2 separate regions of the Homo sapiens genome follow, and region 1 is linked to region 2. The links are chromatin loops, found by intact Hi-C in ENCODE. Cell type or tissue: PC-3. All regions are shown on one strand. Each heading gives the region's core, and the rest is flanking DNA. Links, peaks and the distances in the headings are about the cores only.

Region 1 (4,164 bases), core at 1,177-3,676, 2.0 Mb after region 2:
GCAAGTAGTAAAAAATGATAAAGTAAAGCACTTCACAAATCAGGACTAGAGATGGGAAAATCTTTAAAGTACATGTTTTATTTCTTCATCCCACTGACATCAATCACTAAACAGACAACTTGCACAAGTTGGATCTCCATATGTTTAATATTTTAAAGAAAAGCACATTTGAATTAAGAATTTCTGAGCCTAGATTCTCTCCTGATTCTGTATACCATTTACAACAAATACAAAAATCTACTTTTTAAAAACAGATGACATGTGTAGACATGTCACATTTCTTCTCTTTCAATCATAAAAAAGATTCACAAGACTAAAAATTAGCCGGGCATGGTGGTGGGCGCCTGTAGTCCCAGCTACTCGGGAGGCTGAGGCAGGAGAATGGCGTGAACCCAGGAGGCGGAGCTTGCAGTGAACTGAGATCGGGCCACTGCACTCCAGCCTGGGCGACAGAGCAAGACTCCGTCTCAAAAAAAAAAAAAAAAAAAAAAAAAAAGGAAGCTTTATGTAAACTTTAAGACATTTGAGTAAGTTTTTGTCTAGAAGAATTTACTAATAAGGAACAGTGAATTAAATCTCAAAGAAATTATAGAACTTGAAAGGTTTTCCCACTTAAAATAGACAAAAAACATATATCATCATGCATTTCCTAACAATAAGGATATATTTTGAGAAATGTATCCTTAGGCAATTTTGTCTTTGTGCCAACATCATAGAGTACACACTCACAAACCTAGACAGTGTAGCCTACTACACACATAGCATAGACTATTTGGTATGGGTTGTTGCTTCTGGGCTACAAACCTGTACTGCATGTTATTACACTGAATACTATAGGCAATTATAACACAATGCCTCTTTGTGTATCTCATCATACTTAAACATGGAAAAGATACAGTAAAAATATAATATACAAGATGAAAAATGGCACACCTATATATGACAGCTCCATTATAATTTTATGGAACCACCAACATACACGTGGTCCATCATTGAACTGAAATGTCATTATGGGGCACATAACTGTAAGATTTAAAATATGATATGCACCAAACAACTTTGATATCATCTAAAATGATACGTTGTAGGTTTATAACTGCATAAAGGTTAATAAGACCTAAATTAAATTTGTGGATTAATTTTTTTGCCCAATTTTGCCATATATTGATGGTAAAGAGTAAAATTTGAACAATGATTCTTACTTCCTGAATATCCGTGCCTATAATAAAATCGAGATTATACATTTCTCTCCAATTAGTTAATAATTATTAGTTGCATTAAGCAAATAATGTGCTATGCTTTATCAACCAATGAATTTTGCTTGCCTAAAGCTCCTTTTAAGTTTAAATTGTTTTCATTAAGACAAGTTCATTATTATGTTCAAGGTCTCTATAAACCAGCAGTATTTGCTTTTATATGCATTTACATATTTTACATTTAAAATACACCATTTTGGGAGAAGTATATGAATTGAGGAAGAGAAAATAGACTAATATACTATTGCTTAATATTGTTGCGTTAGTTACTTAAAATAATTGCACTGGAAAAAGACCTTTCTATAAACTTGTAAACAACTTAAATTCCTTGAATGGTGTTTTAGAAAATATATAAATATACACATTTTTACATATAATACTTAATATATGTGCTATATTAAATATGTATCTATGTACTTTATAACATGTATTCAAATGTTTTTATAAAACATATGAACAAATACATATATATTTATACACATATATATTCATGTGTGTGTATATATACACGTATAAAATCGTATTTGTTAGAGAATATGTGAATTAATTCAAAACACATTTCCCAAATGTGTTGGTCAATGAAATTATAGGTTAATAGTTCTACTAAATGATGTAAATTGGCCTTTATGAGAGATCATTTATTTAAGTGAAAATTCAGTTAACTCTAAAAAGTGAATTTATTAAGCGCTAGCTTAATCTCCTCATCATTTAGAACTGCACCATCAAGGTCTTTATAATATGTTCAAATAAATGCAACTCCCTAAGAGTGAAATATTTTCTTTAAACTTCCCACGTGTGTCCCGTGTATCTACATTTACAGGAAGGGAAGATACACGATTTGTTACATCAGCTCAGCAGCAGTTCATTTTCGCTATCTGCAAAGAAATTAGATTATATTTTTACATAACCATAGTGATGAGCTTTGTTTTCAAGTTTATTCTAGTCTGCTTGTACAACACATAGTATTAACAGTTTTTATATGTCTGTCGACAGAGAAAAAGAAATAAGTCATAAGCAAATACATATTTGAAATGCAGTTGTTGTGAAATAAACATCTTCTGTCCCTCATATTAAAAAGGTATTTAGGAACAGAAAGTTTTAGCATACTCATCACATTTTAAAAATGTGTACCAAAGAAAAATGATAGTTTTAGATTTTCATGCTACTTTTTGTCTTGTGATGACCTCTCCTGGTTGAGTTGCTCATTATCTTAGATTCATGTAGTTTCCATCTTTTTCTCCTTTGAATGTTTTATATTAAGAATATAACTATCATACTTTTCTTCAGAGCTATATATAATGTAAATAAAAATGTTCATTAATGTAAAGTACAGTTGATATTTAAAGTACTGAATCCATGAAACTCATTCTAATCAATAAAGTTCTGTAGCATCCTTATTATTTAATTCATTTCCAGGATATAGGGCAACTTTGCATTTTGGTCACACAGTTTAAATTCAAACGAAATAAAAAGCCACCTTAATTAAGCCATTACACATTTTTAAACAATAGAGAATGAAAGCCAAGTTAATAAAAAATCTTAATGGCCATAACTATTAACCATCTTAAAAGTAATTGTTTCTATGTTCTCTGTCTTCAAATTCTAACTATAAAGTTGAAAACTCAGAAAATATTTATGAAATAACAACTTTTTTATCTTAAAATGCATTAACCCAAGGGCTGCCAGTGTTCCATTTGCTACTCATGGCAGATGTTTCAGATGGACCCATCAAAATTAAAGTATACAGAATGATGGAACACAGAACCCAGGAAAAACCCTGGATATGAGGACCTTCAATCAGTGAATATAATAAATTTAATATATGAGGAGTTTATTTTCCAGGAAAAGTGGCAGGAAATTCTATACAACCAGACCTTGAAATGGAAACAGAAATTTCATCAAACTAGTTTCCCAGTGATAGAGTTACATATTTGTGTAAATATCAACAGCAAGCATTATATCCCCAAAATTTGTTTAAATTTATAAAATTGACATAAATATTAACAATATTTAACTCTTTGTGATTTAACTTGTGTTATAAAAAATGCTATACAATGTTTTCAAGTTCATTACAAACTTAGATTGCCAGTTAGTTTATCTCCTTATCTTTACACATTGTGGGAAAAGAAAAGCTAATACTGTACTTAGGAAGATATGTCAAAACAGTAATACTGGCTCATAACCGGATATTATATAGTAGATTCCTTATTACAACTTATAATGTCCTTTTTCAATGCTATTCCTGTTGATATTTACCACTACAATAAGATCATTATTAACAAAGATGCATTAATACATCCCAAAATCTTAGAAACAAAGACTACTTCGCATATGACGAATTCTGGAAAATATTAAACTTTTCTTTTCCTAAATGGACAAAAAAATCTTCCTTTTAAACTCTGAAATCTCCACGATAATTCTTTATCAACTTACTCATTCTCAGAAACTAGTATGCGCTTATGAATATTATCCTAAGATTCCTATAGGCAGTCTTTCTAGTGTTTAACTCTTTCTGAACCAAAGGAACAATCATGCATTTCCTCTCTACATGCACAGTATGCACTTCTAAAGGAATGCAGAAAATGGGCCAGAATCTTCCATTTCTTTCTAAACCTCATGAAAACAGGGGCAGTCTTAAACACACACACACACAAACACACACACACAGTTGATTAAAATGCAGAGATATACATATTGAATATAATTATTTTCCTGAAAACCCTATTAAGAATCTGTTTATTACTACATTAACGACGCTTTGCACTGAGTGTCCCAAGTACCGTACTGCATCAGTCATATCCATGATATCAAAGTATCAAAGAATTAAAGCAATTTCAGTTACAATTTCGCTGCCTTCCATTTTAATAAGCAAGTACTAAATGGGCATTAACTTTTTAAGGGAACGGGA
Region 2 (4,610 bases), core at 1,239-3,738:
TTAGACACCTGGATCTGTGTCCTCACCAAGAATCAGCTGGATCCTGACACAGATCCTGCAGTTGGCTGCTCTCAGGTAGTTAGTTTTCATTTGGATATGGTAATATTTTTGAACCCTAAGAAGCTATAAAAATAGAAAAATAGCTGATATGTTAAGAATATAACCCAGGAAAAGACTAAGAAGAAAAATGTGAGTCCGGACAAGGGTCACATTCACTATATTAGCACATTTATAACTGATTTTAATCTAAAAATACTGATTACCTTTGTATTTACAACAATTTTGTGAGAGTTTTGCATATTGAAATGCATTTAAAATATTTAGGAAAATTAGATACATCAAAATTTTTATTTCAATGAAATGCTTAGAGACATTGTGATCAATATTTCAGTGTTTGGAAAATTTAATTTGTTGGAGCACTAGTTTTTGATTGTTAGTTGCATTGAGTAGATAAGTAACCTATAGATACTTGAGAAATGTTGATACTTTTGTTTAAATAAATGTATATTATTTAATTCATAAAACTAAAAAATGGGCATTAAAGAAAGTGCAAAGAGAAGTGTTTCTAAAAGCAAAAGAGGTCTTTCTAAAACCCCTTTGTCATCAATTATCATAACTATCAATTATCATAAGGACATAGTTTCAAATCCCCCTCAACACACCAAGTAATTGTGCTCAATTTCTAGTTGGGCAAACTAAACTTCCTGAGACTCCTTTTTCTTCTGTGTATTACATCTGAAGGTTGTTTCATAAGAAAATAAGACATTTAATAATTTAAGAGAGACAGATCTAGGCTTAGAACTGGTAAAAAGTAGAAATTCAATAAATGCAATAGAAAGGTGACTGAAAATTTAATATGGCAGAATAACTTGATTGAAAAATGGTTGTCTGTGTCATAGTATCATTTCCTTCATTTAATTGGTTATAAGGCCAGGCTTGGTGGCTCACACCTGCTATCCCAACACTTGGGAGGCCAAGGTGGGAGGATCACCCAGGAGTTCGAGGCTGAAGTGTGCCATGTTCATGCCACTGCACTCCAGCCTGGGCAACAGAGCAAGACAGACTGACAGGAAGGAAGGAGGGAAGGAAGGAAGGAAGGAAGGAAGGAAGGGAAAGAGAAAAAAGAAAGGAAGAAAGAATATATTTAATCATAGAAGATTCTCAGATTGTCAAAATTTCAAAATTATAAAATGAATGAAAATTTGATTAAAAGTTCAGAAATCACGGTACTAACTAATAATCTTTTCAATTTGGGAGCTGAAAAACACGGGTATTCTTTTAAAATTAGTTCAGATACAGCACTTAGAGGGGTTAGTCAATTGGTGTATATGTAATATGTATGTATATATGTATATTTAATAGAAGAGATTTTACAAGGCCTTTAAACTTGTGAGAATAAAAAACTATTTTGAAAAGCTATGTTGATGCTTAACAACCCAAGCTATATCCTTATAAAATAGAAAAATTCACATTTGAAGCTCAATCCTTAAGAATCATCATTTTTCTCATAAAATTTTCTGAGCTTTATATAATAGCCCTAGGCAGGAACACATCTGACTTGTACTGAATTTTTAGACCTCGATGTATTTACATAAATAATCCAAAGGGAAATAGGTTGTTTCCAACAGCTTTAATTAGTTTTCCATATATATAGGTCATAACTGGGTTTTACTTAGATATTACATTTAGTAATGGCTGTTAAATATAAATTGAGTGTGTACCTGGGAGCATTAATTCATAGACATCTCACAAAGAATATGGAACATCAACACAGCTTTCCCATTACTCAAACTTTTATCACTAGCCTGAAATTGACCGACTAAATGACTGTCGTGGGTAACACATAATGCTGTAAAACTTATTACAGAATAAAAAGCTTGAGGGATCATTGGAGTGTTTAACATCAGGACTGGCTTGTTTTCCCATTACACTTGATAAAAGAACCAGCCAAATTGCCTTGAATGAAACTTTATTAAACAAACAATGTCAGTTCTATACCTATGCACTCCTCTAGGAGAGTGTGGATTATTTTGATCATAATAAGAGCACTTCCCAGCCCTTCCTCATGATTTCTCTGGACAAGAGACCCAAATGATTAGCATGTAAATGACCTGTCATATTATTAAATTGTTATTGCAGTGAATTAATACAATTAAGCAAGTAATATAATTTCAGTGCAATCTTCTTTACATTAAAATGCCATTCCCTTCTTTCTTCCTGTCTAGCATAGCAAAAAAGAGGAAAGAAAAAAGAAAGAAAGAAAAAAGGAAGAAAGAAAAGATAATGATTTTAAAGAATTTTCAGCAAAGAATTATATTCAAGGTCTGAGAGCCACAAGAGTCTAAAGATAAAAGAAGAGAAAAATGCTCTGGGCTTCCGACCTGTGACATTCTGCACAGTCCCGGGGCAGAGAGCCAAGCCTCTACTGTTTTGCTGCCAGGGAGTTTAATAGAAAGATCTGCTCTTTGATCACTGTGTGGGATTCTGTGACTGAGGAAGAGCCCTGGCCCCTCTCCTAGCACCACCAAAGCCTCTGTAAAACTCTTATGTGGCTTCCACCAGGTGGCAGCAGGAAACAAGGTTTGCACAAAAATTGATGTCTTGGTCTAGAGTAATGAACGCATTAAAAGAAAAATGAATTGCCACAGTCCTGTGAGAATTCATATTAACAAACTCTGCTTTAAGAAAATAAAGTCTCCTGTGAAAATTTTTCTCAAGTGTGAGTTGTTGCAGCAAAAGAGAAATTTCAACTTTCAGGGGATCTTAAAATCAGAATGTAACATTTTGGAAACAGACGGATCTGTGATACTACATCTATGGTCACCTACGGAGTGTCAGATCCTGGTTTAAAAAGCACTGGCTTAAATGGTAAGGAAAGAAGGTATTTTTTTCTCTTTCCCTCTTAAGAAAACAAGTGCAATTCATGGAGACTCTTAGTTATGTAATTTCTAGAAATTAACACAAGTGACAGATAAAGGATTTGCTGAGTACACAGTAGGTATTCATTAAGTAATTGTATTTCTTTCTGCACTTTTGCAGAAAGTGTGAGTCTCCAAAGACTCCTGCGTCCCCAGAGACTTCTGAGAGGCTCTAGAGATAAGTCACATAACTGCCAAGCTTGAATGTTCTAAGAAATAAACATTATCAACCTCTTCCTTCAAATGCCAGTATTTTATTTCATGCATAAAAGGAAAGGTATGCAGAATGTTTGAATGTTTCTGCCCTTGGTGGAAATAGGGACTGCTAGTCTCTTCAGGGAGTAAAACATGTAAATCTCAGTCCACTTTCTCCTCTCTGCCTCTGGTTTCAGTCACCTTCTCTTCCACATGCTAACCTACCTGTGACTCCTAATTCTTCACTCCCACCCTCGGAATGTGCATCATTCCTGCCTCGTTTTCTCCCTTACAAATGTGTTCATGCTATGAAGGGAACCGAAGTGGAGTCAGAAGAAACCCACTGCCCCCCACTCTGCAACCTTATGTCATTTCTCTAATGTTATTATGAAAGGTAACTGAGAAAATGTCAGTGTCAGCCATAAATTATCATGTGCATTTAAGAAAATCATTATTTTTGAGCGTCTTCCTATGTTGCTTTCCTTCTGCTTTCAGGTATCTCCCATCTCGACAAAGCAACACAACAAAGCAATGGGATAAATCTGCTGTCCCCTTAGGGTGCAGATCCTCTTCATCCACTGATCTGGAGTGGACAGTATACACCAGTGTCCTGTATACCCTCTTTATTTCCCCTTGTCTTTTATAATGTGACTGTCCCAGAATCTAAAGCTAATGAAGTGCATTCTCTACAACCACCAAGAGAATCCCAAAGTTCAGGCCGGGTGCAGTGGGTCACGCCTGTAATCTCAGCACTTTGGGAGGCAGAGGCAGGTGGATCACGAGGTCAAGAGATCGACACCAGCCTGGCCAACATGGTGAAACCTCATCTCTACTAAAAATACAAAAATTAGCTGGGCGTGGTGGCACACACCTGTAGTCCCAGCTATTTGGGAGGCTGAGGCAGGAGAATTGCTTGAACGCAGGAGGTGGAGGTTGCAATAAGCTGAGATGGTGCCATTGCACTCCACGCTGGTGACAGAGTGAGACTCTGTCACAAAACAAAAAAAAAGAAAGAAAATCTCAAACTTCAAATCCAATGGCCTTTCCTTGGTCCTCATTCTCTTTGCTTTCTCCTTAAACCTGCGAATCCCCCACCTCCCTGAAGCTCTCTCTCTTGACTTTCATACCACAATGAGCGTCCTGGTTCTCTTCCACATCAGCTTTATTTGATGCCTTTTGCGTCTCTGACCACACTCCTCCTCTATCTCCTTCCCTAGCCTCGCCTCATATGCCTTTGCTGTGGATATTACAAGAGATGCAATCAATAAGTGTTCCCTCCAAGTTGCTCCTCCCATAACTCATAAGAGAAAAACCTCACTAGCTTGGATTTTCCCCTGGGCTTCAGTCTAGCGTCCTCAGTTTCTGGGTGTTCACTGGATGCCCTTCAGCCCTTGTCATCTGGGCCAAAATACAAGTATTGTTCTAGTTCTGTTGGTCCCAACCCTGACTTAACCCTTTTAGCTTTTATCCACAGCCACTCAGTTCCACTGTTGTGAT

The links. A loop is a pair of places that touch in the nucleus more often than their neighbours do. Peaks named below come from ENCODE experiments on the same cell type or tissue, not always from the same donor. Only the 100,000 strongest peaks of a DNase experiment are listed, where the experiment ranks them.
Region 1: a loop joins it to region 2, with 8 times the contacts of the local background. A loop is called at or near these places in 3 of 110 quality-filtered maps.

The regions. Positions count from the first base shown.
Region 1 is chr7:146,117,452-146,121,615 of GRCh38, reverse strand. The region is part of intron 1 of CNTNAP2 (contactin associated protein 2); the gene reads right to left. Among named protein-coding and RNA genes, the nearest start is that of CNTNAP2, 2.7 kb to the right of the region's middle. In PC-3, for the core only: a CTCF peak has its summit at 2,449; no DNase peak of the experiment used is centred there; H3K27me3 peaks cover 336 bases.
Region 2 is chr7:148,082,196-148,086,805 of GRCh38, reverse strand. The region is part of intron 15 of CNTNAP2 (contactin associated protein 2); the gene reads right to left. Among named protein-coding and RNA genes, the nearest start is that of C7orf33, 510 kb to the left of the region's middle. In PC-3, for the core only: a CTCF peak has its summit at 2,572 (motif pointing right); a DNase peak (open chromatin) is centred at 2,555.